Linked DNA regions of Homo sapiens: regions 1, 2 and 4 are each linked to region 3. Evidence: chromatin contacts called from ENCODE Hi-C data. All regions are on one chromosome and are shown on one strand. The core of a region is the stretch at or near the end of the contact, and the rest is flanking DNA. Distances in the headings are between cores, read along the strand shown. Region 1 holds the start of CEP164 (centrosomal protein 164). Region 2 holds the start of SIDT2 (SID1 transmembrane family member 2). Region 3 holds the start of USP2 (ubiquitin specific peptidase 2). Region 4 holds the start of BUD13-DT (BUD13 divergent transcript).

What was found. A loop is a pair of places that touch in the nucleus more often than their neighbours do. Pooled maps may share reads with other maps.
Region 1: a loop to region 3 is called in a map of CD4-positive, alpha-beta T cell, with 7 times the contacts of the local background. The contact joins the promoter of CEP164 here to the promoter of USP2 in region 3. A Hi-C loop is called at or near these places in 2 of 168 maps with a recorded cell type or tissue (CD4-positive, alpha-beta T cell and naive thymus-derived CD4-positive, alpha-beta T cell) and 6 of 50 pooled maps.
Region 2: a map of naive thymus-derived CD4-positive, alpha-beta T cell shows a loop between it and region 3 (21-fold over the local background). The contact joins the promoter of SIDT2 here to the promoter of USP2 in region 3. A Hi-C loop is called at or near these places in 2 of 168 maps with a recorded cell type or tissue (lower leg skin and naive thymus-derived CD4-positive, alpha-beta T cell) and 5 of 50 pooled maps.
Region 4: a loop to region 3 is called in a pooled map, with 5 times the contacts of the local background. The contact joins the promoter of BUD13-DT here to the promoter of USP2 in region 3. A Hi-C loop is called at or near these places in 4 of 50 pooled maps.

The regions. Positions count from the first base shown.
Region 1 is chr11:117,323,472-117,330,130 of GRCh38, forward strand. It overlaps CEP164 (centrosomal protein 164), which reads left to right and starts at 4,383. Exons shown (of 33, transcript NM_014956.5): 1 at 4,383-4,433. RefSeq lists a silencer at 4,451-4,700.
Region 2 is chr11:117,174,387-117,181,297 of GRCh38, forward strand. It overlaps SIDT2 (SID1 transmembrane family member 2), which reads left to right and starts at 4,357. Exons shown (of 26, transcript NM_001040455.2): 1 at 4,357-5,060. The coding sequence starts at 4,878. It also overlaps a transcript of PAFAH1B2 not described here. RefSeq lists a silencer at 4,456-4,665 and enhancers at 5,646-5,715, 6,743-6,802.
Region 3 is chr11:119,379,760-119,386,453 of GRCh38, forward strand. It overlaps USP2 (ubiquitin specific peptidase 2), which reads right to left and starts at 1,931. Exons shown (of 13, transcript NM_004205.5): 1 at 1,714-1,931. USP2-AS1 (USP2 antisense RNA 1) reads left to right here and starts at 2,019. Exons shown (of 4, transcript NR_034160.1): 1 at 2,019-2,149. RefSeq lists an enhancer at 1,009-1,998.
Region 4 is chr11:116,768,127-116,774,720 of GRCh38, forward strand. It overlaps BUD13-DT (BUD13 divergent transcript), which reads left to right and starts at 5,345. Exons shown (of 2, transcript NR_186226.1): 1 at 5,345-5,385; 2 at 5,784-6,079. It overlaps BUD13 (BUD13 spliceosome associated protein), which reads right to left and starts at 4,861. Exons shown (of 10, transcript NM_032725.4): 1 at 4,696-4,861; 2 at 2,003-2,096. The coding sequence starts at 4,838. ZPR1 (ZPR1 zinc finger) reads right to left here. Exons shown (of 14, transcript NM_003904.5): 14 at 5,673-6,594. RefSeq lists a silencer at 5,000-5,199 and an enhancer at 5,320-5,409.

The DNA.
Region 1 (6,659 bases), core at 3,133-5,632, 2.1 Mb before region 3:
ACATTTTCTTTTTCCATTCATCTGTTGTTGGACAGCTGGGTTCATTGCATATCTTGGGTAATGTAAATAATGCTGCAGTTAACATGGGGGTGCTGAAATCTTTTTAACATACTAATTTCATTTCCTTTGGATATATACTGAGTAGTGGGATTGCTGGATTGTGTGGTAGTTCTATTTTTAATTTTTTGAGGAACCACCATACAGTTTCCATGGTGATTGTACTAATTTACAGTCCCACCAACATTTTAAGTATTCCCTCTTCTCCATATCCTCACCAGCTTTTGTTTTCCTTTGTCTGTTTTATTGTAGCCATTTTAACTGGAATAAGGTGGTATCTCATTGTGGTTTTGGTTTGCATTTCCCTCATGGTTAGTAACGTTGAACATTTTTTCACGTACCTGTTGGCCATTTGTATATCTTCTTTTGAGAAATGTCTTTTAAGGCAGTTTGCCCATTTTAAAAATCCGGTTATTTGGTTTTTTTTCTCTTGTTTTGGCTGTTGAGTTGTAAGAAAAAGTTCTAATAGTGGTTTCTGACCTAGGAGTAGGGAAAAAATTTGTCATCAATTCTTTCCCATCTTTGAAATATGACCCCTAAATGTTCATCCTTACTGTAGAAGACAACCTATGAGTGAAGTCCTCTCTCTCTTCTTCACTCATTGGGTATATTACTGGTATATCATTTAGTGTGTCAGGATGGGCACAGTGGCTCATGCTTGTAATCCCAGCATTTTGGGAGGCCAAGGCAGGCAGATCACCTGAGGTCAGGAGTTCAAGACCAGCCTGGCCAACATGATGAAAGCCCATTTCTACTAAAACTACAAAACATAGCCCGGTGTGGTGGCACATGCTTGTAGTCCCAGCTACTTGGGAGGCTGGGGCAGGAGAATCGCTTGAACCCAGGAGGCAGAGATTGCAGTGAGCTGAGATTGCACCACTGCACTCCAGCCTGGGCAACAAACTCCCTCTCAAAAAAAAAAAAAAAAATTTGTGTGTCATTTTTGTTATTTTCCCCCCAAAGTCTTACTTTTTAAATTATGTTTGCCTTGGGGGCATTTTATAAATTGGCTTGCATTTCTGAGTACAAACCTATGGGGAAACCTGATAAAATGCAAATTGTTGATTTGTGTGAAGGTAATCCTGTTAATCCCACAGTATCTCTTATTTTATTAGCTCTTCCCATGAGAGAGCAAGGAACCCATGCTAAGGCACAAGAGTTAAGCATTTGGATGGCAATTAAAATCAACAGGGCTGGGCGTGGTGGCTCATGCCTGTAATCCCAGCACTTTGGAAGGCCGAGGTGGGTGGATCACCTGAGGTCAGGATTTCAAGACCAGCCTGGCCAACATGGTGAAACCCTGTCTCTACTAAAAATACAAAAATTAGCCTGGCATGGTGGTGACAGAGTAAGACTGTATCTCAAAAAGCAAACAAACAAACAAACAAAAAACCAGATTGATTGCAAAGATTGCAAATTCTTAGATATAGGGACCAAGTCTACAAATGGTTTTTTGAATCCCTGTTTTGTGCAGGTTTGTGGTAGATGAGCTGGTGAGCCCAGAATTCCTTCCCAGTCTGGTCCCTTTGGCCCCTCAGTGAGACCTTTATTTATTTATTTATTTATTTATTTTTGAGACAGAGTCTCACTTTGTCACCCAGGCTGGAGTGCGGTGGCGTGATCTTGGCTCACTGCAACCCCTGCCTCTCGGGTTCAAGCGATTCTCCTGCCTCAGCCTCCCAAGTAGCTGGGACTACAGGTGTGTGCCACCACGCCCAGTGAATTTTTGTGTTTGTAGTAGAGACAGGGTTTTGCCATGTTGGCCAGGCTGGTCTTGAGCTCCTCATCTCAGGTGATCCACCTGCCTCACCCTCCCGAAGTGCTGGGATTACAGGTGTGAGCCACCACAGCCTGGCCTACTTTTTTCTTTTTTTGAGACAGAGCTTCGCTCTTGTCAAACAGGGTGGAGTGCAATGGCGAGATCTCGGCTCACTGCAACCTCCACCTCCTGGGTTCAAGCGATTCTCCTGCCTCGGCCTCCCGAGTAGCTGGGATTACAGGTGCCTGCCACCACAACCAGCTAACTTTTGTATTTTTAGTGGAGATGGGGTTTCACCATGTTAGCCAGGCTGGTCTCAAACTCCTGACCTCAGGCGATCTGCCTGCCTCGGCCTCCCAAAATGCTGGGATTACAGGTGTGAGCCACTGTGACCGGCCAAGACTTTTAAAGAAGATGGAGAGGAAAGGGGACGATGATTTGTCATTTACAGTAAGAATAAAGGAAGTATAGGCATAACTGCTGCAGAAGGATTTAAATTTAAACATGATGACGTCAATCTAAATAACAGAGAGGGAAACTCCAAAAGAAAATGATATTTATTTAGAAGTAGCATTGCAATAGGTATACACATGCCATAGAGGCTGGGCAAGTAGGACCTTTTTTTTTTTTTTTTTTTTTTGAGACGGAGTGTCGCTCTTGTTGCCCAGGCTGGAGTGCAATGTCGAGACCTTGGCTTACCACAGACTCCGCCTCCTGGGTTCAAGCGATTCTCCTCTCTCAGCCTCCCGAGTAGCTGGGATTACAGGCATGCACCACCATGCCTGGCTAATTTTGTATTTTTTAGTAGAGATGGGGTTTCTCCATGTTGATCAGGTTGGTCTTTAACTCCTGACCTCAGGTGATCCACCTGCCTTGGCCTCCCAAAGTTCTGGGATTCCAGGCATGAGCCACTGTGCCTGGCTCAAGTAGGAATTTTTATTTTATTTATTTTTTTAGACGGAGTCTTGCTCTGTCACCCAGGCTGGACTGGAGTGCAGTGGCTTGATCTGGGCTCATTGCAACCTCCACCTCCCGGGTTTAAGTGCCTCAGCCTCCTGCCTCAGCCTCCTGAGCAGCTGGGACTACAGGCGTGTGCCACCATGCCCAGCTAATTTTTGTATTTTTAGTAGAGACGGGGTTTCATCATATTGGCCAGGCTGGTCTCGAACTCCTGACCTTAGGTGATCCACCCGCCTTGGCCTCCCAAAGTGCTGGGATTACAGGTGTGAGCCACTGTGCCTGGCAAAGTGCTAGGATTACAGATATGAGCCACCAGGCCCGGTCGATAGTTTTTGTTATCAGGTATTCATGCGTGAGAACCCTCTCTTCATGGTCTTCCCTGGCTCCATTTGTCAGGGTTTTAAAACAAATGACTCTATTTTGATTTTGATAATTTTCACAAGGAATATGCTCTGTATATTCCAACAATCTGAGTTTCTCATCCTGGAATCAGCCTCTGAGTGGCACTGGGACTATCCTGAGTCAGCTACATCTCTAGAACCTATCAGGAGCGGCTCTATGAGCTTGGCCTCATCATTTTCCTCCTCAACTAGCAGCATCTGTATTTGTCTGTTTCTCAGTTTTCCTATTGATGTAATGGCCAGAACTTTCTTTGCCCCTCTTAACTTCTCTAGGAGGTTGGAGACATATGAGAGAAAGGAAGATTTGCCCTCCGTGCAAGCAAAACTAAAACTCTTCGGAATTATATTAGTAGCAACCTTTCTGCCCGACAGGGTGTGTGGAGGAGCTACACATTGTGTCACTTTTTTTCTTCTTCAATAGACTCTTTGAAATAGTTATGACAGACATTACTATCCCCATCTTGCAGACATACAAACTGAACCCTGGGCTTTGGTGAAAAGATGGATAGTAGAAAATAGGTTTAACTCCTGGTCAGGTGCTCACTGGTTTAATAGGAGCACAGGAGAGCCAGTTTTTTTGCGGGGAGAGATGGGGAGTGGACGCGTCTCCATTACCTTACATTCACATTTGTTTTGTTGATTAAAGTAACAATGGGTTGATTATTGATGACCACTGTATTATTCACCTGATGTTAATCATACTCCTAACAAATGATCAATTAGATAATTAGATAATTCACATTAGTATAAATACTCTAAATAGTCCTTCTCTGTCCTGGCAGAAATCCTCACGTCTAAACTCGGGGTCCTCTTTTTTTTTTTTTTTTTTTTTTAGTAGAGAAGGGGTTTCACCATGTTGGTCAGGCTGGTCTCGAACTCCTGACCTCAGGTGACCCACCCGCCTCGGCCTCCCAAATTGCTGGAATTACAGGCGTGAGCCACCGCGCCCAGCCGATGAGGTTCTCTTTCAACCTCTTGCGGATTCCCATTATCTATCTTAAACTACACTCTTTCAACCTCTTGCGGATTCCCATTATCTATCTTAAACTACACTCCCATCGTGCAACGGAAAACGGACAGAGCTCCTGCGTGCACCGAAGGGACTTCGAGCCAATCCATTGTCACAGCTCTCAGCCGGCGACCTATTGGCTCCTGCTGGAGGCGGGACTCCCGGTTGCTAGGCGGTACCTTTTCCGGAAGTGTTTGTTGCGCGCTGCAGGGCAACACCCCGGCGTCCCTGGAAGCTGGGGGAGCGGGTGGGTGTTGGGTGGCGTTGGGGGAGCTGCGCCTCGCCCAGAGCCTCGCCCGGAGCCTCGCCCGGAGCCTTCCGGGGTGGGGGATAGTTGAGGACCTCATCGAGGGAGGGGTTGGGCGGCGGGGAAGGGAGCGAGCGTGGCGGGGGACCCGAGGCACGCTCTCGAGCCAACGAGCGTGATGCGCTCGAGTGTGGGCGGGGACTGAGGGAAGAAGTGAAAATCGGACTGCCAGGCGACAGTTCCTCCGTTTGAAATCTCGCCGGCTCCTGAGCGGGCCACCGGGCCCGGGCTGGGGGTCTGGCGGGTGAGTGAGCAGCGGGTCGGGACGCGGGAGAGGGGCACTGGGCACGGGGCCCTGGTTTGCTTGCTCTGTTCATCGTTGGCGAGTGAGGCCAGGCCTTCCGAAGCTTGCTGGGATACTTCTGTGGCAGGCTTCCCCCCGGGTCCAAATCCGGGGCTAGCCCAATCTTATGCCATCTTTGGCCAGCTGGGAAAGTTGGAAAGCTTTTTTGTTTTTTCCTTTTCTTGCATTGGATTTAAAAATGTCCCTCTACCTCTGGCACCGCTCTCCTCACTTGGCTTCAGCGACTCCCTGTCCGTTCTCCTAACTCAGTCCTTGGCAGTAGAAAGCTCCCTTCTACTCGGCGCACTCCATCTCTTGCGTTATCAGCTTTTCAGCGTTGACTCGCCAAACTACTCCAGCCAGACCTCTTTCCTGAGCTCAGACCTGCTTACTGTCATCGTCAGCCTTCCCCGGTCCCTCCGATCTGTTTCTCCTCTTGTATTTTTTTATCTCAATGAAGGGCTTCACCATTCACTCAGCCAAGTCTGTCCCTTTAATTTATTCATCTAATAAATACAGCAAACATTTGTCGGACATGCCCTGTCTTCTAGGCAGTGTAGTAGGTGGGGCTGCCTATTGGACGAGGCATAGAAATGAACACATCTAGAAATGATAGTCACAGTGTTCTGGCTTTAGTGCTCTGATTTCCCTCCTCTCTCCCGAAGTTCAAGTCCTGTATTCTGCCTCTTAATTCCCCTAGAATCTGGCGCTTCCTTTCCATCCTCACAGACACTGACTTAGTTCATAATTTCTTGCTTGTGCTTTCAGGATAACTTCCTAAGTGGTCTCTCTGCCTCAGTTCTTGTCCTCCTGTAATTAGTTCTTATGCAGCTGTCAGAATCATTTATTTATTTTAGAGACAGGGTCTTGGTATGTTGCCCAGGCTGGAGTGCAGTTGGTATTCACCGGTGTGACCCTAGTACACTGCAGCCTCGAACTCTTGCCCTCAAGCCATCCTCCCACCTCAGTCTCCTTAGTAGACGGGACTACAGGCATGCACCACTATTCTTGGCTAGAATCGTCTATCTGACCTACAGATCTGGTCATGCCAGTCTCCTTTGTGAAATCCTGTGATGGCCCCTCATCATTTACAGGATAGAGCCTCTGTTCTTCCAGGCCCTTTATAATATGCTCTTGCCTTTCATTCTAGAGCTCTGTCTTGCCACTCCTCCCACTGTCCCTTGCACTCTGGTCATGTCAGAATGGTTAAGAGTTTGGGCTTTGGAGTCAGACATGGATACTTACATATTCTGCTCTACCGTTTATTAGCTGTGACACCTTGGGCAAGTTTGTTTGTTTGTTTGTTTGTTTTGAAATAGAGTCTTGCTCTGTCGCCCAGGCTGGAGTGCAGTGGTGCGATCTTGGCTCACTGCAGTCTCAGTCTCCTGGGTTCAAGCGATTCTCCTGCCTCAGCTTCCCGAGTAGCTGGGACTACAGGTGGGCACCACAACTCCTGGCTAATTTTTTGTATTTTGGTAGAGACGGGGTTTCACCATGTTGGCCAGGCTGGTCAGGATCTCCTGACCTCATTATCCGCCCACCTCCGCCTCCCAAAGTGCTGGGATTACAGGCGTGAGCCACTGCGCCTGGCCTTTTTTTTTTTTTTTTTTTTTTTAACTTTGCTAAGCCTCAGTTTCCTTATTTGAAAAGTGAAGATAATTCTATTTTGCTGAGTGGATGAAGTGAGATGATGTATATAGAGCACTCAGTACAGTTCCTGTAACATAGGAAGTGTTCAGTGGCTATAAGCTTTTGTTGTCATAATTAATTCTTTGCACCCACCTTATGATTTTCTTCTTTTTTGCCTTTGTGCATGTTGTTCCTCTGCCGTGAATTCCCTTACTCCGCTTATCCTGGGGATCACCTGCTTATCCTTCAAGAAC
Region 2 (6,911 bases), core at 3,107-5,606, 2.2 Mb before region 3:
TTGGCCAGGCTGGTCTCAAACTCCTGACCTCAGGTGATCCACCCACCTCAGCCTCCCAAAGTACTGGAATTACAGGCGTGAGTCACCGCCCCTGGCCATTTTTTTTTCTTTTTTTTTAGTGGTGTTTCACTCGTTGCCCAGGCATGCAATGGCGTGATCTCAGCTCACCGCAACCTCTGCCTCCCAGGTTCAAGCGATTCTCCTGCCTCAGCCTCCGAAGTAGCCGGGATCATAAGCATGTGCCACCACGCCCGGCTAATTTTGTATTTTTAGTAGAGACAGGGTTTCTCCATGTCTGTCAGGCTGGGCTCGAATTCCTGATCTCAGGTGATCCGTCCACCTTGGCCTCCCAAAGTGCTGGGATTACAGGCGTGAGCCACTGCACCTGACCTAATTTTCTGTATTTTTAGTAGAGACGGGCTTTTACCATGTTGGCCAGGCTGGTCTCAAACTCCTGACTTCAGATGATCCAACCGCCTTGGCCTCCCAAAGTGCTGGGATTACAGGCGTGAGTCACCGCACCAGGCCATCTTCAGGTCATTTTAACAATACCCCTGAGCCACCTGAAGCTTCCTCCCTGTCCTCTCACCCCAAACTTCATAAATCCCCTGTGACTTAAAATGGAGCTGGACTCATGGGTCCAGCAAGCTCCTCAGCTGTGTGTTGAATGGTCCCATTTCTTTGGTCCATTCAACACTCAGGCTCAGGAAGGGTGGTCCACAGGGAAATATAAGTCAAATAAGCCTTATGGCCCCACCCTGACCGCTTGAGGGCCACGGTTAGGGTTGAGCTCTTTGTATATTATGCCAGGGAATGCGGTAGCTGGACCTGTGCACAAGGCCAGGATCACATCCCTGAGGCCCCGACATCTCCCCTGTGTGCTCACAAGTCTGGCTTTGAGACACACCACTGCCTTTTTTTGCTGACTGCTGCAGCCAACAAAAAGGCATTCTCTCCCAGTGGACAGACCTCAGAAAGGACCTATTCATAAGTGCGGGGTAGGGCAGAGGGACTGAGGAAAGTTCTGCAGACCTGGGAACAGCAAGAAAATGTGCAGTTGCTGCCCTCCCACTCTGTAGACGCAGGGTCCTGACGATTCAAAAGTTAAGTCTTGAGACCTTGCAAAAGGGAAGGATCCCTTCAGAGTTTGCTTGGATGGATTTCTCTCCAGATATTGCCAGCGGAAAGGGAGCAAACAGAAATAGTGATAGTCCACAGTTGTTTGGTTCCAGAGCAGTGGTTCTCAAACTTCATTGTGCATAGCAAGCTTCTGGAGTGCCCCGTTAAATTGCAGTTTTCTGGGCTCCACCTCCCAAGATGAATTAAGTGTGAAGTAGGACTCTGGATGTGCGTTTAAAACAGGCGTAGGGTCACATCTTGCCCCAAAGTTATGAGGCCAACTTAGAGTAGTGGTGCTTGCCTGTAATCCAGCTACTCGAGAGGCTGTGGCAGATCGCTTGAAGCCAGGAGTTCAAGACCAGCCTGGGCAATGTATCACGAGTGTTTCTTAATGTTTCAGATTATTTACTGGCAAGATGAGCAGGATTACCATGAAAGAAAAGTCCAGATGGACTGAGGAAATCCTACACTGATTCTCCAAACTTGGCAGCTGACTGCATGGAGGGCTCATGATGAAGAAACCTCTTTTGCCATCCTGAGGATTCTCTGATTCATATTCGCCTAGATGTGCTGGAAACAGTACTGGACCAAGGTGCAAACTTGAGTCTAGTGAGGTACTAATGGGCTGAAGTTTTTCTGAGCGTCACTTTCCTCATCTGTATAATGAGGGGTTGGCCAAGGAAACCCATAAGGTTATCTTCCAGCTGACTTTCTAATTGGTGAACCCTTTGGAAAAGGGGTGCAGCTTGCTTCTGGTCTTCATCCTCAAGTATGCTGTGCTTGGACAGGGGCCAAAACTAATTCCTCCACTCACCATTTGCCCAGCATAACTACAACAGTACCTGGCACATCGTGGATGCTTATTAAATATTTATTGCAGGAATGAGTAAATATAACTAACTGATCATAAGGTAAAATAGTCTTCATTGGAACAAGGCTCCAGATAGTTGGGCAGGGCTGGGAGCTGAGACTGCTGCAATCCTGCCAGCTGAGAGAACTCTGACAAGGCACTGATCTGGGTGGCTTTATTAGGATGTCTGACAGCTTCAGAGGTGGCCACATTTCTTTTCCTTTAAACATGTCTAATTTGGCCGGGCGCAGTGGCTCACGCCTGTAATCCCAACACTTTGGGAAGCCTAGGTGGGTGGATCACTCGAGGTCAGGAGTTCGAGATCAGCCTGACCAATATGGTGAAACCCCGCTTTACTAAAAATACAAGAAATTAGCAGGGTGTGGTGGCGGGTGCCTGTAGTCCCAGCTACTTGGGAGGCTGAGGCAGGAGCATCGCCTGAACTCAGGAGGCGGAGATTGCAGTGAGCTGAGATCACACCACTGTACTCCAGCATGGGTGACAGTGAGACTCCATCTCAAAAAAAAAAAAAAAAAAAAGTCTAATTTGTCTTATAAATGCAATATATGTGGCCAGGCATGGTGGCTCATGCCTATAATCCCAGCACTTTGGGAGACTGAGGTGGGTGGATCACCTGAGGTCAGGAGTTCGAGACCAGCCTGACCAATATGGTGAAACCCCGTCTCTACCAAAAATACAAAAATTAGCTGGGCGTGGTGGCACATGGCCTGTAATCCCAGCTACTCGGGAGACTGAGGCAGGAGAATTGCTTGAACCCAGGAGGCAGAGGTTGCAATGAGCTGAGATTGTGCCACTGCACTCCAACCTGGGCAACAGAGCGAGACCCTGTCTCCACCCCCCGGCAGATAAAAAAGCAATATATAAATATATATACATTGTAGAACATTTGTAAATCTTTTTAAATATAAAAAATAAAATTTAAGAACCACTCACAATCCATTATTTTTTATTTTTTGGTACTACTCTATATTTTTAGAATTAAAGGAAAATGATATACAATATGTGTTATTTTTAAAATTGTAATTCAAAGATAACTACTGCTAAATTTTATTTTTAAAATTTGCCCTGCTTTCTGGAGACATTGCTAAATGTTTAGTACAATTTTTTTCTATTTTTCTATGCATGTCTATATGCATTTGGAATATATACGGTTTTATTTACTTATTTATTTTTGAGACAGAGTCTTGCTCTGTTGCAGCCCAGGCTGGAGTGCAGGAGCATGATCTCAGCTCACTGCAACCTCCGCCTGGTAGAGTTAAGCGATTCTCCTGCTTCAGCCTCCCCAGTAGCTGGGATTACAGGCACGCGTCACCACGCCCCACTAATTTTGTATTTTTATAGTAGAGATGGGGTTCACCATGTTGGCCATGGCTGGTCTCGAACTCCTGACCTCAAGTGATCTACCTGTCTTGGCCTCCCAAAGTGTTGGGATTACACGTGTGAGCCACGGCACCTGGCTCTATATACTGTTTATTTAGTGTCATATCCTGAATTCTCTGCTTACGTGTCCTGTGAAGTCTTAAGCATCATTTTTGATGCCTTCATGATAGTGCATTTAACCAATCCCTCATTATGGATATCCAAGTCATTTCCTTTTTGCTTTATATTATAAATATCACAGTGATAAGCGTAGCTGCCCAGGTATTTTTATCTGTGCTTCCTATTTCCTTAGGATAGAGTCCAGAAGTGGAATTACTGGATCAAAGGGTATAAAGCTCTCTAAGTTTCTTGAAACAGTGCCAAAATATTTTGTAGAAAAGTTTTCACCAATTTACACTGAAGGTCAGTATCTTTCAATGAGTTTTGTAACTGTCTCTGAGAGAAGAGGGGAAACAGCCCGGCAAGCTTGGAAAGCTCGGAAGGCCGTCCCTGCAGTTGTGTGGCCCCTCTAGAGGGAGGTGGGAAAGGCATGGGGATTCCTCCTGCAGTGCTGCCTCCGTTTCCCCTCCGCCGGTAGGGCCACCGTCCTGTTTCCTAATCCTTCGAGTTTTTCATTTTTTAAGATCCCCGGAGAAAAAGTGGCCCAGGGTTGGACGATGTTAGTTGTAAAGGTGGTGGTGGGGGTGGGGGAATCCTTATGTTTGAGCAAATGTAAGAGTTGTTCAGCAAGAACCCAACACTTGGAGATTGTTAACAGAAACATCTGCCTATTCCAACGTGAGTTTCAGAGATGGTGAAAATCACGGGAGAGAGTTGGGTAGGAGTTGGAGAAGGCATTGCAAGCTTTCCCCTTCAGCTAGACAGCTGCAGCCCCTTTAAGGGCAAATGCGGGACCTGGTCCTTTAAATCTGTGTCAGTTTCCCCTGACGTCAGCGGGCGGGCCAGCAGCCCTGCTGTTTATCGCCCAGCGGCGCAGCTCACTTTTCAGTGTTCGTGCGTCGGGACGGCGCGTCCGCCCGCCCTTAAAGGGCCCGCACCTCGGAAAACTCGCAGCCCAGCACGGCGTCGGGTAGCTACCACCTATCACGCCCCTCACTCTGCGACTCGCCTTCCTCCGCGGCCAGCCCCCGCCGCCGGCTCTTCCTCCCTCCCCTTTCCCGGCGTCTCCAGGCTCCCGGCAACCAGCCGCCCTCCTTCTCACGGCCCTGGCCCGGGGCTCCAGGGTCTCAGGTCGTACTCAGCCCCTCGCGAGCTGGGACCCCTTCCCGTAGCCAGCATCCCCTCCCTCCCCGCCCCCTCCCGGCCGCCCCCTCCCCTGCGGGGACCCTGGGAGCCTCTTCGGGGCTCTTGGGAGGGGACATTTCCTAATCTCAGGCCGGGGTTAAAGTTCTGGTCCTGGTGAGATGCTGGAAGCTGCGGCCGCAGCCGCAACCCGTCCCGGAGGTGTCCTGTCTCCTGTCGCCGCCGCCGCCGCCACCACCGCTGCCACTGCCGCCCTGCCGGGGCCATGTTCGCTCTGGGCTTGCCCTTCTTGGTGCTCTTGGTGGCCTCGGTCGAGAGCCATCTGGGGGTTCTGGGGCCCAAGAACGTCTCGCAGAAAGACGCCGAGTTTGAGCGCACCTACGTGGACGAGGTCAACAGCGAGCTGGTCAACATCTACACCTTCAACCATACTGTGACCCGCAACAGGGTGAGGGCTGGGGGCTTAGGGGCCAGAGGCGAGTGGGGAAGCCGACGAGGGCTAGGCGATTCTGCCGCCCCGCTACCCTTTTGGGAGGCCCCAGGAACGAGCTGTCCTGCTAGGTTCCCAGTTCCCAGAACCACACTGGAGCCTCTTGACCAGTCCTCCTTCCTTTGCCACCAATGTTTCTCTGAAGCTCCAGCTGGGCAGTTTTTGAAGTTGGCTCATTCCCATCTTCTCTTCCGCCCCCATTCTTCCATCAGTTGTGGTCTGAGCACACATGGCTTGCTCTCTACCCTAAACCCCAGAATCTGACAGCTCTGTGGGGTCTCGGTGGGAGAGGAAACAGGCTTATTACTGGGCTTGCCCAGAAAACCTCAGGGGAATGAGACTGGCCCAGAACTGAAAAGCTCTGTGCAGGCAAGTTACATCTCAGACTCCCCAGGGAGATGAATGCAGGGCTTCCCAGCCCTCTTCCTGCCTGGGAGAGCCAGCTGGCCTTGTAAATTGAGGGTGACAGAGGTTTTATAAGGCCAACTGCAAGTTGGGTGGGAAGAGAAGGGGAATTTGTCCACTGTGAAAAATCCACTTCACCCTGACTTCTCTTTGGTTTCTTCACCAGCTGTGAGTCCCTGAGTTGAAATAGACACAGCTAGTGTGGGAAGTCTAGACCCCAGGCAGAGCTGAGATTGGGAGAATTCTTGCAACCTGGCTGTGTGGTCTCGTGCCCGGGTCTCTTGCTCTCTCTCCATGACTGCCGTTTACTGAGAAGCAATGGAGTTGAGAATGGGGAATCTGATTTTTTTTCAGAACGGGGAGTGGTTTGGTTTCTGTGGCAGGCCAGGATCTGCCCCCAGTGCCTGGTTCTCTGAAGTTTGATCTCTTTCTGCTTAGAGTCCTTTCTTCCTTTTTTCCCATATCTAAAGGCACTGGAGAGCTGTGGTTTTTACTCTTTTGGGAAATGCTGCCCTAGGGCTTGGGTTTCAGCAGCCCAATAACAAGCATTCCAAGATCGATTTGGTTTTATTTTTCCTTTAAGCTCCCATTGTTTATATATGTTCCTTCATAGCTCCAAGGGTGAAGATCACTTTATCTTTTTTTTTTTTTTTTTTTTTTTGAGACCAGTCTCACTCTGTTGCCCAGGCTGAAGTGCAGTTTTGTGATCTCAGCTCACTGCAACCTCCGCCTTCCCGGTTCAAGCGATTCTCCTGCCTCAGCCTCCCAAGTAGTTGAGATTACAGGCGCCTGCCACCATACCCAGCTAATTTTTGTATTTTTAGTAGAGATGGGGCTTCACCATGTTGGCCAGGCTGGTCTCAAACTCCTGACCTCAGATGATCCTCCTGCCTTGGCCTCCCAAAGTGCTACAAGCGTGAGTCACCGCACCCGGCTGTCATTTTATAGAGGGAGAAGTTGAGGCTTAGAGAAGTAAAGTGACTTCTCCACAGCCCTGTCCCTTGGTGGGAGCTAAGGATACAACATGGCCTTCAATACCTACCCCTCCTCAACTCCTCTGGGCTCTGGCCCCAGGTTAGCTGTTAACTAGAGCTTCCTGCTGGCTTCCTGGCTCACAGGAAGGTTGAGGAGCACTTCTTGTTCTCCTGTGTCTTCGTGTGTGGGGGCGTGTGTACACGTTTGTGTGTGCAGGCCTGTGCATCCTGTGCACATGGATAGGAATGGGGTATCCTGGAGACTCGCAAGGCCTCCACCGTGTTTCCTGGCAGAGGGTGAGACCCTGCGGTTGCTTGGGTCCTGCTGCCCTGCACATGTCTGCCGGCCAGGAGCTGCACTCAGCACAGGTCTTTCCTGGAGTCTGGGGGTTGTTCTGGCAGAAGAAGAGGCAGAGATGACTCCCTGGCC
Region 3 (6,694 bases), core at 681-3,180:
TAAATTTCATGGCCCATAGAGTTCAATAAACATTGATGATTATATTGAATACTTCCACTTCTTATTATAATTAGTGGTATTATTAATAATAGCGCCTTACCAGGTGAACCTTCCTAGGGAGAAAAGGAGGGTTACTCCTGGGGAAGTGTTCCTTTCTCTTTTTTTTTTTTTTTTTTTGAGACGGAGTCTCCGTCGCCCAGGCTGCAGTGCAGTGGCGCGATCTTGGCTCACTGCAAGCTCCGCATCCTGGGTTCACGCCATTCTCCTGCCTCAGCCTCCCGAGTAGCTGGGACTACAGGCTCCCGCCAGCACGCCCGGCTAATTTTTTTGTAATTTTAGTAGAGATGGGGTTTCACCGTGTTAGCCAGGATGGTCTCGATTTCCTGACCTTGTGATCCGCCCGCCTTGGCCTCCCAAAGTGCTGGGATTACTGCACTTTGAGCCACTGCTCCCGGCCGGAAGTGTGCCTTTCTAATGCCAGAGAACAGTCCCTTGGTTTTCTGAACTGACCATGTCCCATAACTGGGAAGGGCAAACAAGGCTTGCCATCTTCCTAGACGTCCAGTCCACCAAGCAGAGAAAGGCCAAGCCCATCTGGGCTCCTTCCCCCTTTGCCTAGAAAAATACGGCAAGTGCAGCTTCCCCCAGGCCACCAGGAGAATGCTTGGCCCCTCTGGGGTGGTTCCACTCTACCTGTGGGAGGGCTCAGGATTCCAGGGCCACAGAGCCGGGCTGGGCAGGGTCACAAGAGGAAGGAACGGGGTTCTTAGCCTCTCTGGCCTTGGTGCACTTGTCTGCTCCCAGGACGTTTCTCGATGGCTCTCCCCGAGGACTGGGAGTACCCAGCCTGGTGCCTCCACCCTGTCTTAGCACAGGCTACTGACTCAGCCCAGGTCCTAATGATGCACTTCAGAGGACGCCCTCATTCCAGTCCTCATTCTGACTCCAGTCTGACATGCATCTACAGCATCAAAGGAGGGGGCCTGCCTCGACCTTAGCCCAATCAGCTCTCCTTTCCTCTGCTTTACGGGGGTCCATCTGGGGGATGTTCTCATGCCCATTCCAGGGGAGGTGAGCAGCCCCTACCACTACCTCCAGCTCAGTCCCATTCTAAAGGCAGCCAGGTCAGGAGGTAGGATGTTCACTCTTCAGGGAAGGGCTAGAATGGGTTGGCTAGGGCTTCCCTTGACTGTTGAGAAGTTGCTCTCTCCGGAGCACCGCGTGCCTGCTTCTGGTTTGGGACTGGTGAGAATTTCAAAGCTGCCTCTTTCTGGTTTGGGATTGGTGGAAAATCTCCCCTTCCGCTTAATTGTTGCCCAACCCCCGCCCCTAACCCCCTTTAGCAAACTGACCGGGGAGCTTTAAGAGCAGCGAGTGAGCTGCACGCACACGTGGGGAGGGGGTTTGTCAGTGTCGCTCAGGCCACATACCACCGATATACACGGGGCACAGCGAGGAGGACCCGCCAAAGCAGCATTTCCTTAGAATACACTGATCAGCACACAGTTGGCTCTTCCTGGCACCCTGGGCTGTCAGCAGGCAGCCCTCACACAACTGGCAGACACAGCTGGAGCGTCCCTGCACAGCCGGCTCTCTCCCTATATTTCTAGTGTCCACTCTGCCCAGAATGTCGTGGACACCTTACTTTCTGAGCTCCAAACCGGCACTGATCCCCGAATCCCCCCTCCCGGATCCCCGACAGGTGGCACGTACCTGCCTCTTCTTGGAGTATGGACGAGTCGAACCGGGCACAAGCATGGAGCTGCGGGTGAGTCCCGGCTGGCGCTGGCGCGGCGCAGTGAGCACCAGCTGACGAAGAGGGCTCCCCGGCCTCGGCTCCTGCCTGACTCTCTCCCACCTCCGCCGGGGGCCCAGAAGGGACCTCCCCGGGAAATCGGCGCCACCCAGCGGGCAGCCGCCTCATCGCGCCTGGGCCGGCAGAGCCACACCCCGCGTCTCGCGTCACTGAGTCGCGTCACGGCTATTGGCTTGTTCCTACTGTGGCGTCATTAGAGCCCGGCCTCCGGCTGGGGCCACCCAGGCAACCGATATACACAGAGAACCACGTGGAGGAAAAGCACGCGAGTTTGGAGCGGGTGGAGCAGGAACAGAGGTGGACTGGAATGTCACACGACGGGGCAGCTGGAAGGTATTGGGAAAGAAGAGGCGTCATGGGAGAAGGCTCGGAACTTGAGCCCTGGGGCGTATCAACTTTCAGTTTTTAGGGAAGGCTAAACGTCCCCCACTCCCCTTCTCACTGGGCTGGGGGAGGTCCTGTTCCTCAGCCTCTTCTCTTTTTCTCTGCTGTCAAAGACACTCTCCGCTCATTTTACTTTCATGGGACCAGTGATTAGTGATGAATGCCTGAGTGGGTAAACGGAGGCACTGAGTCAATGAAAGAATTCTCTTTGGTCTTTTCAAGAAAAAGCCGAGACAAAACTTGAATTTTTGCTGCTCCCATTCCTTTTATGTAACCTTCTCCCGACTCCCCCGATGTTGATGAGGAAAATCGCACAACCAGGTAGCTGGGTACCAAGGCGAATCCAGGTTTTCAACTTCAGCTGCTCCATCAACCCTTGCAGCTGCCGTTAACTCCTCCCATCTTCACCATAGATCTCTCTCTCCATCGCTACTCTCCTCAAGTCCTTCCTTCTCTTCTATTTCCCAGAGAAATCAGACGCAATCAAGAGGGGAATTCTTAAATTTCTACCTACAAACATGTCTGAATCCATTCTTATCAGGAGCAGTGAAAGAGGCACCCCTGTTCTTGTCCAAGGCACGATTCCCTTCTTGATTTCAACTCTTGTTTTGTTTTTGTTTTTGTTTTTTGTTTTTTTGAGACGGAGTGTCGTCGCTCTTGTTGCCAAGGCTGGAGTGCAATGGCGCGATCTCAGCTCACTGCAACCTCCAGGTTCAAGCAATTCTGCCTCAGCCTCCCAAGTAGCTGGGATTACAGGCGTGCGCCACCACGCCAGGCCGATTTTTTTTTTATAGAGTCTTGCTCTGTTGTCCAGGCTGGAGTGCAATGGCATAATCTCGGCTCACTGCAACCTCCTCCTCCCGGGTTCAAGTGATTCTTGTGCCTCAGCCTCCCCCGAGTAGCTGGGATTACAGGAGCCCACCACCACGCCTGGCTAATTTTTGAATTTTTAGTAGAGACAGGGTTTCACCGTGTTGGTCAGGCTGGTCTTGAACTCCTGACCTCAGGTGATCCACCAGCCTCAGACCCCCAAAGTGCTGGGATTACAGGTGTGAGCCACTGCACCCGGCCCCAGCTAATTTTTTGTATTTAGTAGAGATGGGGTTTCACCATGTTATATTTCCTTAGGGCCCTCATTCCATCACTTCATTTTACAGATGGATATTGGACATGCCAGTCACTCTTCTAGAAACTGGGGATATAGCAGGGAACAAAACAGGCACAATCCCTGCCCTCAGGGAGCTTACATTCTAGTAGAAGCAGGACTAAATAAGTAGAATATGTAATATGTTAGATGATGCTAAGAGCTATGGGGCACATCAAGCAAGGAGGAGGTGCGTTCGGAGAAGGTAACATTCAAGTGACCTGAGGGAGGCTAGGCGTGAACTACACATAAATGTGGGGAAAGAATGTTCTAGGCAGAGAGAAGAGTAAAAGTAAAGGTCCTGAGGTGGGAGCGACCTGCCACTTTCGAGGAAGAACAAAGTCAATGTGGCTGGAGTGAAGAGAGAGAAAGATAGGGAAAGAGTGGGAGACGCGATCAGAGAGGTCAGAGAAGGACCCAGCCTGTAGGTCCCCAAGGCCATTCTGAGGACTTTGGCTTTTATGAAGCTACTGGAAGGTTTTGAAACAGGGTTGTCCAATCTTTTGGCTTCCCTGGGTTATGGTAGAAGAAGAATTATTGTTTTGGGCCACACATAAAATACACTAACACTAAAGATAGCTGATGAGCTTTAAAAAAAACTCATAATGTTTTAAGAAAGTTTACGAATTTGTGTGGGGCCACATTCAAAGCCATCCTGGGCCACATGTGGCCTGCATACTGTGGGTTGGACAAGTTTGTTTTGAGCAGAGGAGGGACACGGATCTGATTTTTGTTTTAACAAAATACCTTTTGCTACTGTGTAGAGAACAGCTCTGAAGAGAGCAGAAGCGGGAGACCATTTAGGAGGTCATTGTGAGCGTCTGGTTAGTGTGGTAGCAGGACAGGTGATGCAAAGTGGTGGATTTTGGAAGTATTTTGAATGTGGACTAACAGGATTTTCTGATGAATTAGGCAGTGTGGGGAGGAGGGAGGAATTTTTCACCTGAACTTTAACTGAGGAGGGGAAGGCTATGGTAGGATAATCGCTTGAACCTGGGAGGCAGAGGTTTCGGTGAGCCGAGATGGTGCCACTGTACTCCAGCCTGGGCGACAGAGCAAGACACAGTTTCAAAACAAAAAACAAAAAACATATGTCTACTAGGCATCAAAATGGAGATGTCAAGAAAGCAGCTGCATATGCAAGTTTGGTGTGGTCTGGGCTGGCGATAAAAGATTGAGAGTCATCAGCATATGGAAGTTATTTAAAGCCAGGAGATGAGAAGAATTACCAAGGGAGCAAGTGTAGATAGAAAAGATGTGCAAGGACTTAATTCTGGAGCTCTCCAATATGAGCTTGAGATCAGTTGGAACTGTCAGAGAGATGGAGGCATAGGACCAGTGTAGAGAGGAAAAAATCCCAGGAGATGGTGGTATGCTAAAGGCCAAGAGAAGGAAACTTACCAAGGAGGAGGGAAAGGTCAATTGTGTCAAATGTGGCCCATAAATTATGTAAGATGAGTTTGAGAATTGATTGATTGATTTTTTTTTTGTTTTATGTTTTGTCCCTCCCTTGCCCCCCTACTGGAAAGTATATAGAGCAAAGATAATTGATTGAAGGTCATTGGTGATTTTGACGAGAACAGTTTTGGTGGAGTGGTGGGGGTAAAAGTCTGATTGCGGATGAGTTTAAGAAAGAATGGGAGGAGAGGGATGGCAGCAGTATAGACAACTCTTTGGAGGAGTTTTCTTGTAAAGGAAGGAGAGAAATTGGATGGGAGCTAAAAGGAGAAGCGAGGTCAAGAAAACTTTTTAAGTGGGAAAAAATAGTTATATGTTATATGCTGATGGGGAAGAGGCAGTAGAGAGTGAAGATTGACAATGCAGTGGGGAGTGAGGAGAATGTCTGAAGAAATGTCCCTGATGAGGGGAGAAGGGATTGGACAGAGTCCAGAAGCAGAGGGGCTGGCTTTGGTTAGAGGACTGATGGCTCATGAAAAGTAAAAAGAGAGAAGGCACGATATTTGGGCATAGATGTGGGAAGGCGGATTGATGTGGGGGAAGCTGGTGGATATTATCTCTTTGTAGCCTTTTTTTTTTTTTCTCTTAGTGAATTAGGAAGCAGGGTCAGCTGACTGTGAGGATGAAGGGGAAAGGCTTAGAAGTTTGAACCTAGAGGTGGAGTTCTAAAGTCACTGAGAACAGTGATTCTCAAACTTTAGTGTGTATCAAAACCACCTAGAGAGCCTATTAAAGCCCTCCCACAGCCTGGGCAACATAGAGAGACCCCATCTCTACAAAAAATAAAAAAATCAGCCAGGTGTGGTGGTGTGCGCTTGTGGTCCAGCTACTCAGGAGGCTGAGATGGGAGGATTGCTTGAGCCTGGGAGCTCAAGGCTGCAGTGAGCTGTGATTGTGCCACTGCACTCCAGCCTGAGCTACAGGGTGAGATGCTATCTCAAAAGAAAAAAAAAAAAAGCCCTCCTTTCCCCCAGACGTTCTGATTCAGTAGGTCTAGGATGGGCCCAGGAATCTGCATTTCTAACAAGTTCCGGGTGATGCTGCAGTCGCCTGTATGGGGATGACCCTTTGAGAACTACTGTGTGAGAGAGTGGGGCAGTGACTGGACTCGAATTCCCACAAATGCAGTGTGGTTGTCAGGTAGCATCAGGGGCCCAGCTGAGGTTAGAAATCATGATTTGAAAGTGTCTCCAATCACATCCCACTCACAATTGCTTGCACATGTTTGGAGTCCTATCTCTTTAAAACTTCCATTTTCTACTGACTTTTCCTTTGACATATAAAAGGCTCCACACCCTTCCTCTTTAAAAAATGAAAATCTTTAACTTAGGTTCTAGCTCTCCCCTCTTCACAATTCTCTTGGCAGAGTTGTGCATGCTATATTTCCTACCTCCTAGTCTATGCAGCATCCACAACACATCTGCTCTCCCTCCAACCTCAGGACTCTTCTGTTAGGCATCATTACTGATCTAGATGCTAAATCCAATGGGCACTTTTTAGTTGTAATCAGGCACTTGACCACCTACAAATCTGATACCTCCAACCATTTCCTCCCTCAGCTGTGTCCTCCTTTAGGTTTTGTGGACACACTGCTTTTCTGGTTTTCCTCCTGACAGCTGTCACCTTCTCATTCTCCTTTTCCCCTGATGTTCCTTTATCCTCCTTTCAGAGCAGCGTATAGCACAGTGGTTGTTATATGTGAAGGTTGTAGATTTACTGGGATAACTTCTGATTTCTCTGGCTCCTAGCTGTGAGACATGAAACATTTATATCTGTTTCTTCATATATTTACAAAAGTGAGGCTGGGCATGGTAGCATGTGCCTGTGGTCCTAGCTGCCTGGGAGGCTGAGGTGGGAGGATGGCTTGAGCTCAGGAGTTTGAGTCCAGCTTG
Region 4 (6,594 bases), core at 4,095-6,594, 2.6 Mb before region 3:
ACCATACCCTTTGATCCACTCATTTCATTTTATGGGAATAAAGAAATAAACTGATTTCTACAAATGATTTATGTACAACGATGTATGATATTTTATAAGTGGAAACAATCCATGTATCCAGTAACAGAACAGATAAAATATATATATTGAACTACTACATAACCGTTAAAAATCATACACTCAAAGAATATTTTAAGGTCTTACCAGAGTATCCACAACATATTATTTAGCAGAGGAGTAGACTCCAAAACCCTATGTACAATATGATCCCAATTATGTTCAAAAAAATAAAATACAAGCGTGTATAATCTCTAAAGAGAAAAACCTGAAGAGATATGCATCCAAGTATTAGCAGTTATCTTTGGATGGTAACATGCAAGTGTTTATTCTTTTAAAAACTTTAAACTTTTTTTAATTCCCAAATATTCTGTAATAAATATGCATTGCTTTTATAAAATTAAAAAAAAACAACAAACATTGTTAATATTTACTTCTTCTGACCAAAACTAAATTGGCTCCCTAAGATCACTATTTCCCTTCTAATTACTAGCAAGCCCTCTTTTAAATAATCTATTTTAGAATTTTGCTGGGAATTGGCCAGGTGCAGTGGCTCACACATGTAATCCCAGCCCTTCAGGAGGCCGAGGTGGGCGGATCACGAGGTCAGGAGATCAAGACCAACCTGGCTAACATGATGAAACCCTGTCTCTACTAAAAATACAAAAAAAAACACAAAAAATTAGCCGGGCGTGTTGGTGGGCCCCTGTAGTCCCAGCTACTCAGGAGGCTGAGGCAGGAGAATGGTGTGAACCCAGGAGGCAGAGCTTGCAGTGAGCCGAGATCATACCACTACACTCAAGCCTGGGCAACACGGTGAGACTCCGTCTCAAAAAAAAAAAAAAAAAAAGAATTTTGCTGGGAATTAATATTAAATACTCACTGGAATCCATCTTTACCAACTTTAGTGGAATTCAGCCTATCTACAGCTCTCCTTTCCACTTTGTTTCTCAGAAATTCTCAGCAATGGTTTCATGAACCACTGGGAGGTCATTTGCCTATGATTTTGTCCACCTGGCTCTTACTTACCCTTCAAAACTCAGTATTTACATCTTTCAGGATATCTCCCAACAGAATACAAAGTATGCTACCTCCCCGGGCTCTAATGGTACTTGGTACGTATGTGAAACATCCCCAACATTTACCATACTGTTGAAATTTATCTGAAATTCAGTTTTTCATTCTAGGGTATAATCTCTAAAATACAGCTATGTTCTATTAATCTACATATCTCCAGTACTTAGGCAAGAATATACAATTTGAAAGCTTAGTTAAAGCACTGAAAAAAGGAGCAAATAAAAAGTTCCCTATAACTGAACCTCAGCATTGTTTTTAAGAAAGATTCCAACAAAATGAACCACAGCTAAGTCTCATCATTACTCTAACACTGATGTCGAGAAGTCCTCTCTCTGTGATCCATCTCATTTCTAGGCTGATGGACCCTCCATAAAGAGACAAGTTGGTGTATAGGCATCAGCAAAGAAAACTATTTTAAACAGCTCTTTGGAAACTGTCACCTCTTTTCTGTTCTCAACTAACCCCCCTACAAATCTACCCTAAGCTGGAAAAATAAATTTGAGAAGCTTGGCCTGGCACAATGGCTCACGCCTGTAATCCCAGCACTTTGGGAGGCCAAGGTGGGTGGATCACCTGAGGTCATGAGTTCAAGACCAGCCTGGCCAACATGGTGAAACCCCATTTCTACAAAAATTAAAAAAAAAAAATTAGCCAGGCATGATGGCGGGTGCCTGTAATCCCAGCTACTCAGGAGGCTGAGGCAGGAGAATCATCTGAACCCGGGAGGCGGAGGTTGCAGTGAGCCAAGATCATGCCATTGCACTCCAGCTTGGGTGACAGAGCGAGACTCCGTCTCAAAAAAAAAAAAAAAAAGGAAATTGAGAAGCTTGCTTCATTTCAAAATCCTGACAGCCCCAAAGATACATACCACAGGCAAATCTCCATCATCTTCCTCTTCCTCCTTTTCTAGTTTGGTTGTGGAGATAGCTGTCCAGCTCACATCATCATCCACAATCCGCATTCTAAATGAGAATAAGAAGATCAAAAAGAGTCATTCTAGGATACCAGCATAAAAACATTTATCTATTGGTTTTAAAATAAAGTTCAAAATCCTACAGGATCCTGCATGGTCCAGTCTTTGTCTACAAGGTCAACTTCATCTCCTACTGCTACTTCCTTGGTTGAACACCTCCCTGGTCATCCTTTGGTGCTTAGAAAGGAGCCAAGTTCCTATCACATCAGTTTTCACATATGCAGTTCCTTCCCTCTGCCTGATCTACTCTTTTCAATCTTTTTCTTTTTTTTTTTTTTTGAGACGGAGTCTCGCTCTGTTGCCCAGGCTGGAGTGCAGTGGCACGATCTCAGCTCACTGCAAGCTCTGCCTCCCGGGTTCACACCATTCTCCTGCCTCAGCCTCCTGAGTAGCTGGGACTACAGGCGACCACTGCCACGCCTGGCTAATTTTTTGTATTTTTAGTAGAGACGGGGTTTCACCGTGTTAGTCAGGATGGTCTCGATCTCCTGACCTCGTGATCCGCCCGCCTTGGCCTCCCAAAGTGCTGGGATTATAGGCGTGAGCCACCGCGCCCGGCCCTAGTCTTTTTCTTTTTTGAGACAGGGTCTCACACTGCTGCCCAGGCTGGAGTGCAGGGACACCATCATGGCTCCCTGCAGCCTTGACTTCCCGGGGTTAAGTTATTCTCCCTACTCAGTCTCCCAAGTAGCTGGGACTACAGGCATGTGCCACTGTGCCTGACTACTTTTTTGTATTTTTTGTAGAAACAGGGTTTCACCATGTTGCCCAGACTGGTCTCAAACTCCTAGATGCAAGCAATCCACCCGCCTTGGCCTCCCAAAGTGCTAGGAAACTCTTTCTCATTCCAGGAAACTCTTCCTCATTCTTCAGGTCCTAACACAAATTTAACTTCCTTTGGCAAACTTTTCTTGACTGCTTCACCCAATTCCCTCACCATCCCACACTCACTCAAGACTAAGAACCCTTGTTAAAAACTCTTGGAATACTTTCATTGCATTTATCATAAAGAAAATATATCGATTAGTTGTGTAATTAGTTGCTTAAAGCCTGTATTCCCATTAATCTATAAGCTCCACAAGAACAGGGACTATGTTTTTTTTGTTCACAGAGGCATCCTCAACACCCTACAGTAACTGGAATACGAAATATTCAATAAATGTTTGTTACGTGGATAAACTATATAGCTGAGCCCAAATAATAACAATGACTGCCATGATGTGAAGTTATTCAAAAAGCCAGGGTCACTTAATGCAATCCCTCTAATCACAACCACCACTTAATAAAACCATTATTATTATTATTCTCATTTTAAAGATAAGGAAACTGCAGCTCAGTGAGATGAAACACCTTGCCCAAGGGTACACAGCCTATAAAGTGGCACAGCTAGGATTCGAACTCTGACCAGTGCTGCTCCAACACTCAAGCTACTTTCATCACATGGCACTGCCTCCAAAGGATCCACACAAGTCAGCGAGGCAGAAAGACGAAGACAATAATAAGGCAAGCACCAAACCAGAAAAGAACTTGGACTAGTTCTTTAGAACAATGTGACTTCACTGGGTATCTCAGTGCCTTAGGGTTACTGTAACAAAGTACCACAAATTGCGTGGCATAAAACAACAGAAACTCTCTCGCAGTTCTGGAAGCTAGCAATCTGAAATCCAGGTGTCTGCAAGGCCATCCTCCCTGGAAAGTCTCTAGCAGAGAATCTTTCCTTGCCTCTCCCAGCTTCTGGTAGCCCCAAGCATACCTTGGCTTTTGGCAACATAAATCCAATCCAATCTCAGCCTTCATCTAGACATGGTCGTTTTTCCTTTGTTGCTGTGTCTGTATCCATACTTCCCTCTTTTTAAAAGGCAAACAGTCATCTTGGATTTGGCACCCACCTTAATCAAGTATGACCTCATCTTAACTGATTACATCTCCAAAGACCCTATTTCTAAATGTCACATTCTGTGGTTCTGGGTGGAAAACGATTTGGTAGGGCCCACTACACTGGGCCACAAAGTTGTCCCATATGAAAATAATACCCACTTCATGGTAGTGTGGTGAGGCTTAAATAAACTTATATATGTTTAAATTTCTTATAATGGTGCCTGGCAAGAAAAGTATAACTATATAAATGTTAGCTTCTCACGTTAGGACTATTACTAAGAGTAACAGGAGGTGATCAAAGGTCTCTGATTCAGAACCAAGTCCTTGGGATCTGGGAATCCCCACAGGCAGGTACCGGGCCCTAAAGATCCAAGCACAGAGGCTTTGAATCCGCTCCATTATTCTCGAGGCACAATATTCATTCTCTATGGGAGAGGACGGAAGTCTACCAAGGCGGGAAAAGAGTAATCAAAGTTACACCCCGGCTTTAACGCACTGACGCTACTGCTCAGAGGCTCGAGATGTAAGCGGGGCGGCAGAGGCAAGGCGGGGGGCCTCAAGCGATGTGAGTGGGGCCCTGAGCATGAGCAGGGGTCGGCGGAGAAGCCGAGAGACCCGCCAAGAGGGAAGGAACTGCCGGGCGGCCGAGGGCGGAGTTGGGAAGGGGTGGCTAGACGTCGCAGGCCCCGCCCCGGCCGGTACCAACTCACCCCTTGCCGCCGGCCCCGCCAGGCTTCGGCCGCTTTTTGCGACGCTTGCGACCGGACTCAGATCCCCGGTCGACGCCGGCATCTGCCCCGGACAAGTAACGCTTCAGATACTCGGCCTTGGAAAGCGGCGGAGCTGCCGCCATGGCAGCGGCGGGGGCAGAGAGACGGGTCGGCGCTGGGGACAAAATGCCTCAACGCGTAACGGACGCCAGCCACCCGACAGGGCGGGGCCACGGCCGGAAGTGGCGGAGAGTGCTAAGAATCGCGCGGCTGGCAGGTGCGGCCACCGGGACGCGCTCGCAGGCTAGCCAGGGACGTGCGCACCTTCGGGGCGCTCCACAGCCCTGGGACGACGCCACCAGGTTTCTTCTCTTCATTCACTCACCCACCCACCCACCCATCCATCCAACCGCAGCAAGCGCTGTTCTATGAGGCCACAACCTGACCCAAAGGACCCCGCCCCCATCGGCCGCCTAAACTCCAGAGCACGAGCAAGAAAGTGGAGGGCCACGGGCTGCAGCGTAGCCGAGTTTGAATACTGGTTCCATAGCTGGCTAGCTGTACGACCTCGGGCAAGTTATCACAAAACAGGGAGAATCCCGGCACCTAACTCGGAACGGTCACAGGCTGAGATGATATTACTGTGTGAAGTGCGCAGAGCGGTGTTGGGCACATGGTCATCGGAACTATGTTCGTTATTTTTATAAGTATCTTTAAGTGGGGGGAATCTGCTCCACTAGGCTTCCAGGTACCTACCGTCCAAGAAAGGAAGCCAGGAAGTGCAAACCAACATAATTACTATGAAAAACGTAGTTTCTAAGACCTGTGTAACTCTTCTAGTGTTCTATTACAAGTAGCCCCCAGTTATCTCTTGAAGGAAACTGTAAAACAATCTTGCCAATGAGAAGGACGGACCTGGATCATTTTTTAGCATAGTAAAAGAGAGAAACCAGAGAGAATGAATTCTAACACTCAAGTTTTGGGGGGAAAGAAAAGACTTTATTCTTTGCAGGGGGTTTAGAGCTTTACCTGAATTATCTCATTTAACCCTCACAATTCTCAAATCGTTTCATTATCATATTTTACAGATAAGAACTGAAGCGTGGCAAGATTAAGGAAGTTGCTCAACTTCACATAGTCAGAACATGACTCTAGGGAGTAGAGGCTAGCGAAGTGGGGTGCAAGAGGTCATCCAAATTTCTTGAAATACCAGATCTTTTTACCTCATCATATATGTTAGATTGTCAGTTTTATCGTTTTCTTCCCAGCTTTATTATTTGACAAAAAATTATATATATTCAAGGTGTACAATGTGATGACTGGATATAATTATACATTGTGTAATGATTACCAAAATCAAATTAAGTAAAACATCCTTCACTAATTTATGTAGTAGTTCGGTGGGGGGGCACTTAAGCAAATTTGTCTTAGCAAACTTCAAGTAAACAATACAGAATTATTAGCTATAGTCAACATGTTGTACATTAGATTCCCAGAACTTGTCTTAAAACTGAAAACTTGTACCATTTGAGAGAGAAGTTTTAGTGTTACTGAAATCACAGACTTCTGACAGAATTTGCAGGATGCTATACACAACTACACAAAAGTGCAAACAATAGTTTCTTGGACCAAGAGTCAAAAAGGTCACTTTTTTAATATATTAGTCAAGCAGACAGGGCTATACTTTATAAATAAATACACATTATCTGGGGATAAGTGTTTAAAAAATTCTTTACTCATATAATACAAAACAGGCTTGGGGATCAGTCTTGAAGCATGAATTTTTACCCAGTGGGCCATGTTGAGGGGGTTGCAGCACAGGCCCAGAAAGGAAAGCAGGCTGGGGCTCTGAGGGCTTGTGAGACGAGGACGCTGGGCTGAGAAGATAGGGCTTCACTA